Linked DNA regions of Homo sapiens: region 2 is linked to region 1. Evidence: chromatin contacts called from ENCODE Hi-C or POLR2A ChIA-PET data. All regions are on one chromosome and are shown on one strand. The core of a region is the stretch at or near the end of the contact, and the rest is flanking DNA. Distances in the headings are between cores, read along the strand shown. Region 1 has its middle 55 kb from the start of MKI67. Region 2 overlaps MKI67 (marker of proliferation Ki-67).

The links. Hi-C counts contacts between places; a loop is a spot of excess contacts on that map. ChIA-PET counts read pairs that join two places held with the same protein, here RNA polymerase II (POLR2A). Pooled maps may share reads with other maps.
Region 2: a pooled map shows a loop between it and region 1 (2.0-fold over the local background). The contact joins two enhancer-like sites. A Hi-C loop is called at or near these places in 1 of 50 pooled maps. POLR2A ChIA-PET finds 5 or more read pairs at or near these places in 2 of 52 experiments (CD4-positive, alpha-beta memory T cell and activated CD8-positive, alpha-beta memory T cell).

The regions. Positions count from the first base shown.
Region 1 is chr10:128,178,904-128,184,413 of GRCh38, forward strand. No RefSeq gene overlaps it. Among named protein-coding and RNA genes, the nearest start is that of MKI67, 55 kb to the left of the region's middle. Within about 2 kb of position 2,093, at least 2 of the 41 ENCODE cell types and tissues checked have a DNase peak (open chromatin) inside an H3K27ac peak, as active enhancers do.
Region 2 is chr10:128,091,853-128,098,119 of GRCh38, forward strand. MKI67 (marker of proliferation Ki-67) reads right to left here. Exons shown (of 15, transcript NM_002417.5): 15 at 4,807-6,267. Among named protein-coding and RNA genes, the nearest start is that of MKI67, 31 kb to the right of the region's middle. RefSeq lists enhancers at 1-36, 37-536. Within about 2 kb of position 4,264, at least 3 of the 41 ENCODE cell types and tissues checked have a DNase peak (open chromatin) inside an H3K27ac peak, as active enhancers do.

The DNA of each region.
Region 1 (5,510 bases), core at 843-3,342:
AAAACATTTCTATCTGGGGTAGGGAGAGCATCTTATCTTGCTTAAGTGTTTCAGAAGGAATTTGTAGGGAAAGAGGCAGAATATTTGGTACGACTAAATGGAAAAAAATATGTTGGTGTCTTCTCTTTTCCCATATGTGCCATATACCAGTTCACACGGCAACACCTCACTGTACGGTAAGTTCGACATAAAGCACTTAGTACAAAACTTGGGCTCTTCCTTTCAGTTCTGCTAGATTCTTTTATTAATGAGAGTGAGGCAAAAACACAGCCTCCTTTCTCCAGTTACATTTCTGGCATCAGATGCTCCGTCATACATCATCATCTGCAGCAAGTGACTTTGGAAATAGCTGACTATTAGCAACTTAATTGCCCTTGAATATACAATGCACACTTGTGCAGACGATTCGTGAAGACGACTGCCAACAGACAGTGAAATTAGAAAAAATGGCCTCTTGGGTTACGACCGTATCGAAGTTTTAAAGAAGGAGTAAAAGAAGATGTGGCTATAAATGGAAGTTTTAGCAGAGTTTAATAAGTGTCTGCCACTCCATTTTAGGCACCGACTAGGATTTTTGCTATGGGTTAAAGGCCAGTTGATGTCTAATGTATGAATAAACAGGTAATGAGTATCATCCAAACATCTATTAGTTCACTGACCTTTTGGATTATAGATGTAAGAAAGATCTTTAAAATACGCATTTGATAGTAATGGCTTCATAATAAAGTTTTTTTTTCTTTTTCTTTTCTTTTTTTTTTTTTTGAGACAGAGTCTCACTCTTGTTGCCCAGGCTGGAGTGCAGTGGTGCGATCTCGGCTCACTGCAACCTCTGCCTCCTGGGTTCAAGCAATTCTCCTGCCTCAGCCTCCCAAGTAGCTGGGATTACAGGCATGTGCCACCATGACTGGCTAATTTTTTGTATTTTTAGTAGAGACGGGGGTTTCACTATGTTGGCCAGACTGGCCTTGAACTCCTGACCTCAAGGGATCCACCTGCCTCGGCCCCTCAAGGTGCTGGGATTACAGGCGTGAGCCACGGTGCCTGGCCATAATAAAGTATATTCATTATGTGTATTTTATAAGGCTCTGATAATTTTACCTGGGATTAAATAAATGTCAGTACCTACATCAAGACTTCAATTATAGGGCTTTTGAAACCATCAAGTATTCAGAACAACGAAAATCAGGAATTTGAACAGCCAGATATGTGGGGTTCCGTTTATACCCATAGTTGCTTAATAGATATCTTGTTTTTCCTGGCAGTATCTCTAGGGATGAGCGAATGGCAAAATTTACATTTGGGCAAACTACAAAAAGACAGAGTTAACTTAGAAGGCTGATTGTTATGAGGATTTTTATATATGACGGTATGATGTTAAACGGGTTAATGAGATTGATGTTGTATCCAGGCCTTTGTTTTTTTTTTAAGACAGAGTCTCACTCTGTTGCCCAGGCTGGAGAGCAATGGTGCAATCTCAGCCCACTGCAACCTCCACTTCCCAGGTTCAAGCGATTCTCCTGCTTCAGCCTCCCGAGTAGCTGGGATGAGTGGTGTGTGCCACCACACCCAGCTATTTTTTTTTTTTTTTGTATTTTTACTAGAGATGGGGGTTTCACCATGTTGGCCAGGCTGGTCTCAAATTCATGACCTCAAATGATCCACCTGGCTTGGCCTCCCAAAATGCTAGGATTACAGGCATGAGTCACTGCATCCAGCCTGATGTTGTATCCAGGTTTTTAAATACTATTGGTCTTGGATTGTTATGGATGCTAACATAAGAAAATATTTTGAATTCTGATACACATCAAAGAGCACAGAAAATAATAGTGAAAAGGAAGTTTGTTGAGGAGGGAAGCAATTGAGCTGGAGACGGTTCCAACAGTTGAGTCTATCATTCATTTTGTAGAAAGCAGTTCTCGTTATACTTCAATTAAAATGCTTTCCAAATGAACATACAATAAAATTGACTTTGTGTGTGTGTGTTTAGTTCTACGAGTTTGAAAACATGTATAGGTTCATGTAACCACCCCCACAATCAGGATTCAAAGTAAACTCATTACTCAAAAACCTGTTTCCTGCCATCTGCCCTTCCTTTGTGGTCAAACCCTCCTCGCCTCTTTACCCCGTGATGCTCCTTGTCACTACAGCTTTATGTTTTGGAGAATGACAAGTAAATTGAACGAAGCAGTGTGTAACATCTTTAAGACCGGCTTCACTCAGCACAGTGTCTCTGAGATTCATCTTAGATGCTGCGTACGTACACCAGTCAGTTCTTCCTTTTTATTTCTGGCTAGTCATTCGTTGTCAAGGTATGTTCAGTTTGTCATCCATTCATTAGTTGAAGGACTTTTGGGTTGTTTGCAGTTTTTGGTGTTTATAAATATAGCTGTTATAAACATTCATATACTGATTTTTGTGTGAACACACATTTATATTTCTCTAAGGCAAGTACCTAGGGGTGGAATGGCTGGATTGTATGTGTAGCTTAAGTGTATGTGTAAGTCTGTAAGAGACTTCCAAACTGGTTTCCATTGTGGCTGTACTATTTTGCATTCCCAGCAACAAGAAACAAGAGTTCCAGTTGCTCTGCATGCTGGTCAGTACTCAGTTCTATCAGTAGCTTTTTATCTCAGCCATTCTAATAGACGTGTAATGCTATCTCTTCAGGTTTTCATTTGCCTTTCCCTGATGGCTAACGGTGTGGAACGTCTTTTCACATGCTTATTGACCATTCACATTTGCTCTTTAGTAAAGTATCCATTAAAGCTCCTGCCCATTTTTTAATCAAGCTATTTTCTGACTGTTGTGGCTTCTTTATACATTCTCGATCCAAGTCCTTGTTGGATATGTGACTTGTAAATACTTTCTCCCAGTCTGTAATTTGTGTTTCCATTCTCTTAAAAGTGTCTTTCACAGATCAATAGTTTTAAATTTTGATGAAGTCCAATCTTTCAATGTTTTAAAAAATTTATGGATTGAGCTCTGGGTACTATGTCTAAGAGCTCTTTGCCTAACCCTGGGTTATCAAGATTTTCTCCTATGTTTTATCCTAAACGTCTCATAGCTATATGTTTTACATTTAGCTCTATGTTCTATTTTGAGTTATTGTTTGGATAAGATGTGATGTTTCAGAAAATGTTCATTTTATTTTTTTGGGCTTTGGCTGTCCAATATAATTTGTTTCTACACCATTTGTTGAAAAACCCATCCTTCTGCCATTGAATTGCTGTTGCACTTTTGTCAAAAATCAATTAGTCATATTTATGTGGGTCTGTTTTTGGACTTGATATTGTTCTGTGGATCTCTTTACCAATACCATACTATATTGATTACTATCATTGTATAATACATCTTAAAGTTGAGTAGTGTGTTTCCTTTGATTTTATCCATTTTCAACACGGTTTTTCTACTCTAATTTCTTTGTCTTTCCACAGATATTTTAGAATTTGTTTTTATATATCTTTAAAAATTCTGCTAAAATATTGATTGAAATTGTATTAAATTTAGAGATGATTTTGGGGAGAACTGACATCTTTACTATGCTGACTCTCCCAATTCGTGAACATATTAAGTCTCTCCACTTATCTATGTCTTTCATTTCTTTCATGAGCATTTTCTATTTTTCAGATTCTGTACAGGTTCATGTACAGATTCTGTATGTGTTTTGTTAGATATATTCCTAAATATTTCATTTTGTGGGAAGCTATTCTAAATGTTTATTTTTAAATTTTGATTTTAAATTGCACATGGCTACTATGTGGAAATACAACTGGTGTGTGTATGTGTGTAATCCTTAGGATTTTCTAGTAGACATTCATGTTGCCTGTGAATAGGTACATTTTTATTTCTTCCATCCTAATATGTATCCCTATTGCGTTAGTCTTCTTGGTCTACTATACAAAATACCACAGAATGGGTGGCTTAAACAACAGAAATTAATTTTCTCATGGTTCTAAGGGCTGGGAAGTTCAAGATCAAGGACATATTGCTGGATTTGATTTGATAATATTTTGTTGAGGATTTTTACATTGCTAGTCATGAGGAATATGAGTTTGTAGGGTTTTTTTTTGCTTGTATTGTCTTTGTCTGGTTTAGTTATCAGGATAATAATGGCCTCATCAAAATATATTGAGATGTGTTCCCTCTTCTATTTTCTGAAAGAGATCATGTGGAATTGGTGTTATTTCTTTTTTAAAATGTTTGGTAGAAGCCATCAGTGAAATTATCTGGGAATGGAGGTTTCTTTTGTGTAAAGTTTTAAACTATAAATTTAATTTTTTTTAATGTTATAGGACTATTCAGGCTATCTAGTTCATCTTGGGTGAATTTTGGCAATTGGTTTTCAAGAATTCATTTATTTCATCTAAGTTGTTGAATTTATGTGAGTAGAATCATTCTTGGTATTCCTTTATTAACCTTTTAATGTCTGGCAGGGCTGCCTATCACTATATGTTCTTTTTCATTCCTCATATTGATAATTTGAGTCTTTTCTCTTGTCAGTCTTGCTTGAAGATTATAAATTGTATTGATATTTTAAAAGAAACAACTTTTTGCTTCATTGACTTTTCCCTATTATTTTTCTGTTTTCAGTTTCACTCGTTTCTATTCTTACATATATTATTTCCATCCTTATGCTTTCTTTAGTTTTATTTAGCTCTTCTTTTTTTTTCTCATTTCCTAAAGTGGAAACTGAGACTATTGCTCTGAGACGTTTCAAATTTTCTAATATAAGCTGAAATGATCTGGCTTTGTGTCCTCACCCAAATCTCTTCTCAAATTGTAATCCCCTTGTGTCAAGGGAGGGACCTAGTGGGAGGTGACTGGATCATGGGGGCACTTTCCCTCATGCTGTTACCTTGATAATGAATGAGTTCTCACGAGATCTGATGGTTTTATAAGTGTTTGGCAGTTCCTCATTTCTCCTTCACTATCTCTCTCTCACCTGCTGCCATGTAAGATGTGCCTTGCTTCCCCCTTGCCTTCCACCATGATTGTAAGTTTCCCAAGGCCTCCCCAGCCATGCAGAACTGTGAGTCAATTAAACCTCTTTCTTTCATAAATTACCTAGTCTCAGGTAGTATCTTTATAGCAGAGAACAGACTAATACATACGCATTTAATGCTATGAATTTCCCTCTGAGCCACTACTTCAGTTTTATGAAAAGAGGGTGAGTGGTAAGAAGTCCAGCCATTTTCAACAAACCACATTCCAGGCAATTTTCTTCACCAATTAAAATTTAAAACCTCCTGTTGCATGCTTGTGTGCTTAGGGGATGAAGGAGGGCTAAGTTTGTCAGATGTTCTGTACCAGCTATTTCTATTTCTATGGCACAATTGCGACCTTGAGTCTTGAAGAAAAAGTTAAATTTTATAGACTGTTTGTTACGTCATGGGATAAATACATAATACAGTTTTGAAAGATTTCCATACCATAAAGCATCACCAACTTTACTAACTGCCTTTATTTTTTCAGAACCCCTCATTGCTAGGTGATCATGTGTTACTGTGTTT
Region 2 (6,267 bases), core at 3,014-5,513, 85 kb before region 1:
CTGTCGTCTTCCAACAGGCTCGTGTGGGTGAAGGCAGGCACAGACGGTGCACACACATGGCCCATTGCTTCCCCGACCAACCTGGAATCCAAAGGAAGAGGCAGGCGAGCAAAGCGGGCTGTACAGAGGAGGGGGCAGAGGTGCTTCTGAGAGGGGTATCGGACGGTGCTCAGGGAGCCTCAGGGGCCACCTAGCGTTGTGTTACCTCCAAAGCAGTGCTTTCTCGGAGTAACAGAGGGCGGGCCCAGAGCCAAATAGCTGGATTCTGAAACACAAAGAGCTACCACGAGACTAGTTTTTATTACACTAAAAATTCTTCATTAAGTTTTTATCATTGCCAACCTAAATCTATATAAACATATAATATATTTTATGTATATATTATTTTTACTTAAATATGTATGTATATATTTATAACATTTTATATACATATTTGTGTATAAATTTTCATAGATAATATTTATATATTTATATAGAACTTAGGTTGCCAATGATGAAAACCTAGTGAATAATATTTAGTATATTTATATATTTTATATAGTTATGAATATATAATATACTTAAGTTATATACATTACATTAAATATATTTAATTTATATTATACACAATATATTAGATTATATCTATAGTTATCATATTTATATATAAATACATACGCTTATATATAAATATAGGTAACTTTTCCCCTAAGTTGCTCCTATAGTTGTTTTTGGCTCTAGGGGACATGGAAGCAAGCAGGCAGATGAGGGGCCCAGGAATAAGTGACTCACTTCAGCACAAGCTGCATCTCCCGAGCCAGGGTGGAAATTTAGGAATTTGCTGATACACAGTCATGCCCCTCCTCCCTCCCAACATCAAAATTGACAGTGCTGCCTGGCCTGACCCGCCTCCCCTTGCTCATATCAGCCTGGCCTGGATCTGAGACCCCTGCCCAAGAGGGGCCTTGGATATAATTGCACTTCTCCTTTTCCAGACCCCACACAAGAAATAAGAAAAGCCTGGAGTCGTGTCCAGTCCTGACTGCTCCTTTCCCAGAGTTCTAGGCCTCTCGAAGGCTGAGGCCACGCTGGGATAAGAGGAAGACGGCACCGCTTGGAGACCTTCTGAGAATGGGGGCCAGGCTACACAATCCACCCGAGTTTTCTTCTTTTGTCCTCACAACCCTACGAGGCAAGAAATTGCCATCTTCACTCTCCCAGCTAGGGAAACTGAGGCTCAGAAAGGCCAAGCAATGGGCCCAAGTCATGCAGCGAGCAAGGGACAGGGCTGGGATTGGAAGCCAGGCCTCTCAGCTTCCAACGTCCTGGGGCTGGGAGCCGGTGGGGGTTCCAGGGCCCGGGAAGACCCCAAAGCCCAAAGTGAAATGCACCCTCTGCTCATGACCCGTTATATTGCAAGGGCTGCTAATTTCAATGTGATATGTCCTAGGAGGCATATATGTTAAATCACTCATTTCTCTAGATCAGGGATATGCAAACCAAGGTCCTCAGTCAAAATGGGCCCACAGCCTGGTTTTTGTTGTTGTTGTTGTTTTCTTGCTTGTTTTGTTTTGTTTTGTTTTGCTTAAGATGGAATCTCACTCTGTCACCCAGGCTGGAGTACAGTGGGCTGGATCTCAGCTGACTGCACCCTCCGCCTCCCTGGTTCAAGCAATTCTCCTGCCTCAGTCTTCTGAGTAGCTGGGATTTCAGGGGCCCACCACCACACCTGGCTAATTTTTGTATTTTTAGTAGAAACTGGGTTTCGCCATGTTGACCAGGCTGGTCTCGAACTCCTGGCCTCAAGTGATCCACCCGCCTCAGCCTCCCAAAGTGCTGGGATTACAGGCGTGAGCCACCGTGCCCAGCCCCACAGCCTGTTTTTATTAGCCATTTTTTGGACATGCCTGTTTGCTTGCGTGTTGCCTACAGCCGCTTCTGTTCTTTAACAGCAGAGGTGAGTCAGCATAACAGACAGTATGGCCCACGAAGCCGCCATATTTACTGCCTGGTCCTTGACAGAAAAAGTTTGCTAATTGCTGACCTGGATTAAAATCCACAGAACCTTTTCTATGCAGGGATGTGCTTCCCTATGTCCTGGCCATGCCTGGTCCCAGCACCACCTGTTTTAGCCAGACCTGTGTCTGGGCCAAGCTCAGCAAAGTTCTGCGATCTGATGTCATTTAAAGACACTGTTGACTGGGCATGGTGGCTCACGCCTGTAATCTCAACACTTTGGGAGGCCAAGGTGGCTGGATCACCTGAGGTCTGGAGTTTGAGACCAGCCTGGCCAACATGGTGAAACCCTGTCTCTCCTAAAAAAAAAATTACAAATATTAGCCAGGTATGTGTGGTGCATGCCTGTAATCCCAGCTCCTCAGAGGCTGAGGCAGGAGAATCTCTTGAACCTTGAAGGCAGAGGTTGCAGTGAGCCAAGATTGTGCCACTACACTCCAACCTGTGCAACAGAGTGAGACCGTCTCAAAAAAAAAAAAATAAAAGACAGTGTTAATATGGTATCAGATTGTGGCTGCCACATCACACATATTCTTTTCTCCTGCAGAGGCCATATTCAGTTTGGATAACCCTGAAATTTGGTTACTCGACTCTTAGTTAAATAATGTTTCTTTGCATTGTTGGTGGTTTGGGTAGTTTTCAATACGTGGGCTCGATGAAGACATAGACATATTATTCAGGATTTTTATTTTTCTTTTTTGAGACAGGGTCTTGCTCTGTTGACCAAGCTGGAGTGCAGTGATACAATCATAGCTCACTGCAGCCTTGAACTCCTGAGCTCAAGCAGTCCTCCCACATCAGCCTCCCAAGTAGCTGGGACTACAGGTATGTGCCACAATGCCCGCTAATTTTTTCTTTTCTTTTTTCTTTTTTTTTTTTTTTTGTAGAGATGGGGTCTCGCTATGTTGCCCAGGCTGATCTTGAACTCCTGGCCTCAAGCGATCCTCCAGCCTTGGCCTCCCAATGTGCTGGGATTACAGGTGTGAGCCACTGCCCCTGGTTATTCAGGCCTGTTACGTTCCAGATTCTTCCTTCACTTCCATAGAGAAATCCCTAGTGATAAAGAATTTATGAGCCAAGGGAAATATCTTGGAGTTTTAGGCATCTAATAAATATATTCATCTTCTGATGATGATGATAATTAGCATGTATTGATGCTTACCAAGCTCTGGGTAAAATGCTAAGTGTTTTACACATATTGTCTCATTTAATCTTCTCAACAATGCTATGTGCTCAGGTACTGAACAGCCTCATTTTACAGATGGGAAACTAGCAAAGTTGAAAGACTGTCCACGTTCACACAGCAGCAAATTAGACAAGCTGGAATTTGCACCTGTGCATTTGACTCCGAAGTCTGAACTCTCTCTAGGAATTTACACTCTGCAAGGGTGTGGAACACATACCAGACATCACATAAACTTTACAAATGATAAAGGAGCACCTGCCCTAACCCCAAGCAGACAGACAACAAGGGCCAGGATGGATTTTAGAACACTCTGACCTGTGAGAGAGGCGGACAGGCCTGCACCAGCTGTATTTCTGTAGTGACATACACAGGTGTATCACGCAGGGAGCCTGTCCAGTCACGGAGCCCTGGGACTGTACCATCAACACAGTTTTTGTTTGTTTGTTCTTCAGGTGACATCGAGAGCTCCCCCTGGGAGGTGGGGTTGGGGATGCTCCTTAGGAACCTCACTGGAAAGATGAGTCAAGCAGGTATCCAAGTCCAATTACCCGGCTCAGGGCTTGACATCACAGATGTGGGACTTGCCTGAGATGGGGCTGATGAGCAGGAAGCTGATTGGGGCCCTTGCAGGGCAACACACAACAAACCAATCAAACCTCCTTCCTGAAATCACTGTGCGCGCTGTGGGGGTGGCAGCGGGGGAGGGGGGGCGTGGCTTCCTGCCAATACATCATGGGTATTATTTGTTCCCTCATGAAGAGCAATAGCAATGAAATCCACATTTCCAAATTATGGAGTGCTGTGTGCCTACGTGGCACTCAATGCCAGTAATACCAGGATGGGGGTTTGGTGACTGTGTCCTGGAGATGCCTTGGGGGTCTGGGAGCACCTGGACAGCACAGAAATCAGTTTCTCCAGCTGTAACCAGAGTGCCAGGAGATTCCTGCAGTTCATCTAGAGGACTTTTCCAGGAAACCCAGCAAACAGTAGGATCTCAGCCACACGAAATCATTTAGTTAAGTAGCTACAGTTTACTTTATGGAGTCGCCGTTTGCCATGTTAATTCTTGATGACAGCCCAGGATGTGGGCTGCAGACTGAACCCACTTCCTTCACCAGACTGACCACCGAGCACGGCTCTCCCTCCCTCCTCAGCCTCTCAAGATGGTAGATGCACCCACCTGCAAACTTTTCTCTCCGACAGAAAGGCCTCTTCTTCAGGACTAACTGACCTACCGCAGGCTACTGCCCCTGGAACTTGCCAGCAAATTCACTCCCGGGATCCATGTCAAATCAGGGTTGCCAGAGGAAAGTCAGGGCATGTATTTTCATCTGCTGACTTGGGGCAGCCCTGGGTCAAATCCCCATCCCTCAACTCAGCACCTCTGTTGCAACAAAGCAGGCACAGCTGCGGTTGCAGGTAGTTCTCGAGATACAGCAGGCCATTCCTGCAGGACTAAAAGCAGCTGCGATGACTTATTGGCCAAGAGAGAAAATGACCATCCAGCCAAGTCCTTGTAGAAATGAAAATGGAACGTAATGAACCAGTCTCTCTTACACTGGCCTGTCTGCCCCACCCACACTTAGTTTCTTTCCCCACTCTCCCTATAATAAAAATACCATGGGTTTTAAGACCATTTCATCACATACTTTATTGGACATCTCCTGTGGCTGGTCACTGGGATAGAGTAACCAGGAAATGCAGTCGGCCCTCATGAATGAACAAAACTTACAACCCCAGGAGGGGAGCCAGAAACTCAATTAGTGGCTTAGTTTCCACAACACTACGTGCTACAAAGAGGTACAGAACAATTCCAGGCAAACTAAGAACCTGCCCCAGCCTGGAGGACAGGCATGGGGGTGAGGGAACCCACAGGCAAGAAGCCTCCCTTAAGCTGAGCTCAGGACTGGATGAAATGATCTTGGTGGGGCAGGAGGGAAAGTTCCAGGCAGGGAAAACAGCAGGGAGTGTGTGGTGGTTGGAGGTGCCTGCCTAAGGGAGGCAGGAGATGGTAGGTACAGAGTTAGTGTAAGAAAGCCCAAGAGAGGCTGGGGGACCAGATCCCACAGGCCCTGGGAGGCGAAAAAGTAAAAACAGCTTGTATTTAATGGGAATGTCCTATTACATGGAAATTCACTTGGAAACTGAAGCTCAGAGAAGTTACCATACCATGGTGGAAATGGGTGGGTATTTGTTCTCAAATCCAGTCAGCCTAGGGGAATGGGCAGTATTTGTCAGATCTCTCCCTCCCCCAGTACCAAGGAGGGTTGTGTAGAAGTGGTGTTCATCTATTAAACACGGGGGTAGCCCTTAAATGAACATTTTTAACCCATCATCAACAGCCCTGTAAAATGAAAACCACCCTTAGCGTGCTCTTGAAATACTGTACTTACCAGGGTGAGAAAAGGTGCTGACATACTTCAGCAAGATTTCTGGTTAGAGCTGAACTCTAAAGGATTTTTCTACTAAACAGAATATTCCACTCCACAGGCATATGGCTGGATGAAATTTTTCTATGTGAGGTTCATAATTACTACTAAGTCTAAAGTGTTAGAACAACTTGATCATAGCAACATTCCTACTGAAAGTTTTGAGGTTGGCCTACGTAGAAGGAAGCATTTATGCCTCACACCTTCCAAAGTGCCTCTGCTAAGAGCCACTCTTCCTTGAACACCCTCCCCTGTTCTGCCCTGGTGCAATCCCTGTACCCTTTGCAGCCCTGTGAAGCCCTCAGATGTCCCCTCCCTGCCCCTTTCTATTCCCTCCCTCAAGCAGAATGTCATTCTCCCTTACGATCATGGATGACGCTGTGAGAACCCTATCATGGCAGCCAATATAGTACAAGTCAGTACCGCTGATTTCTGCATTCATTCAGCAAGTATTTATGATGTCACCTGGCTCCCCGCCAGACACTGGGGAAACAAACGTGGAGACAGGGCACTGCCCGCACAGGGCACATTTTGGGGGACAGCTACCCTGTCTGGTGCACCATCCTCACCTGCACCTGGCAAGGTGGGTGAATGGGGAGGAATCCAGACAGGTGACCTGGGGGATGGCGGGCTATTCTCTGATTTGGGGAACACAGA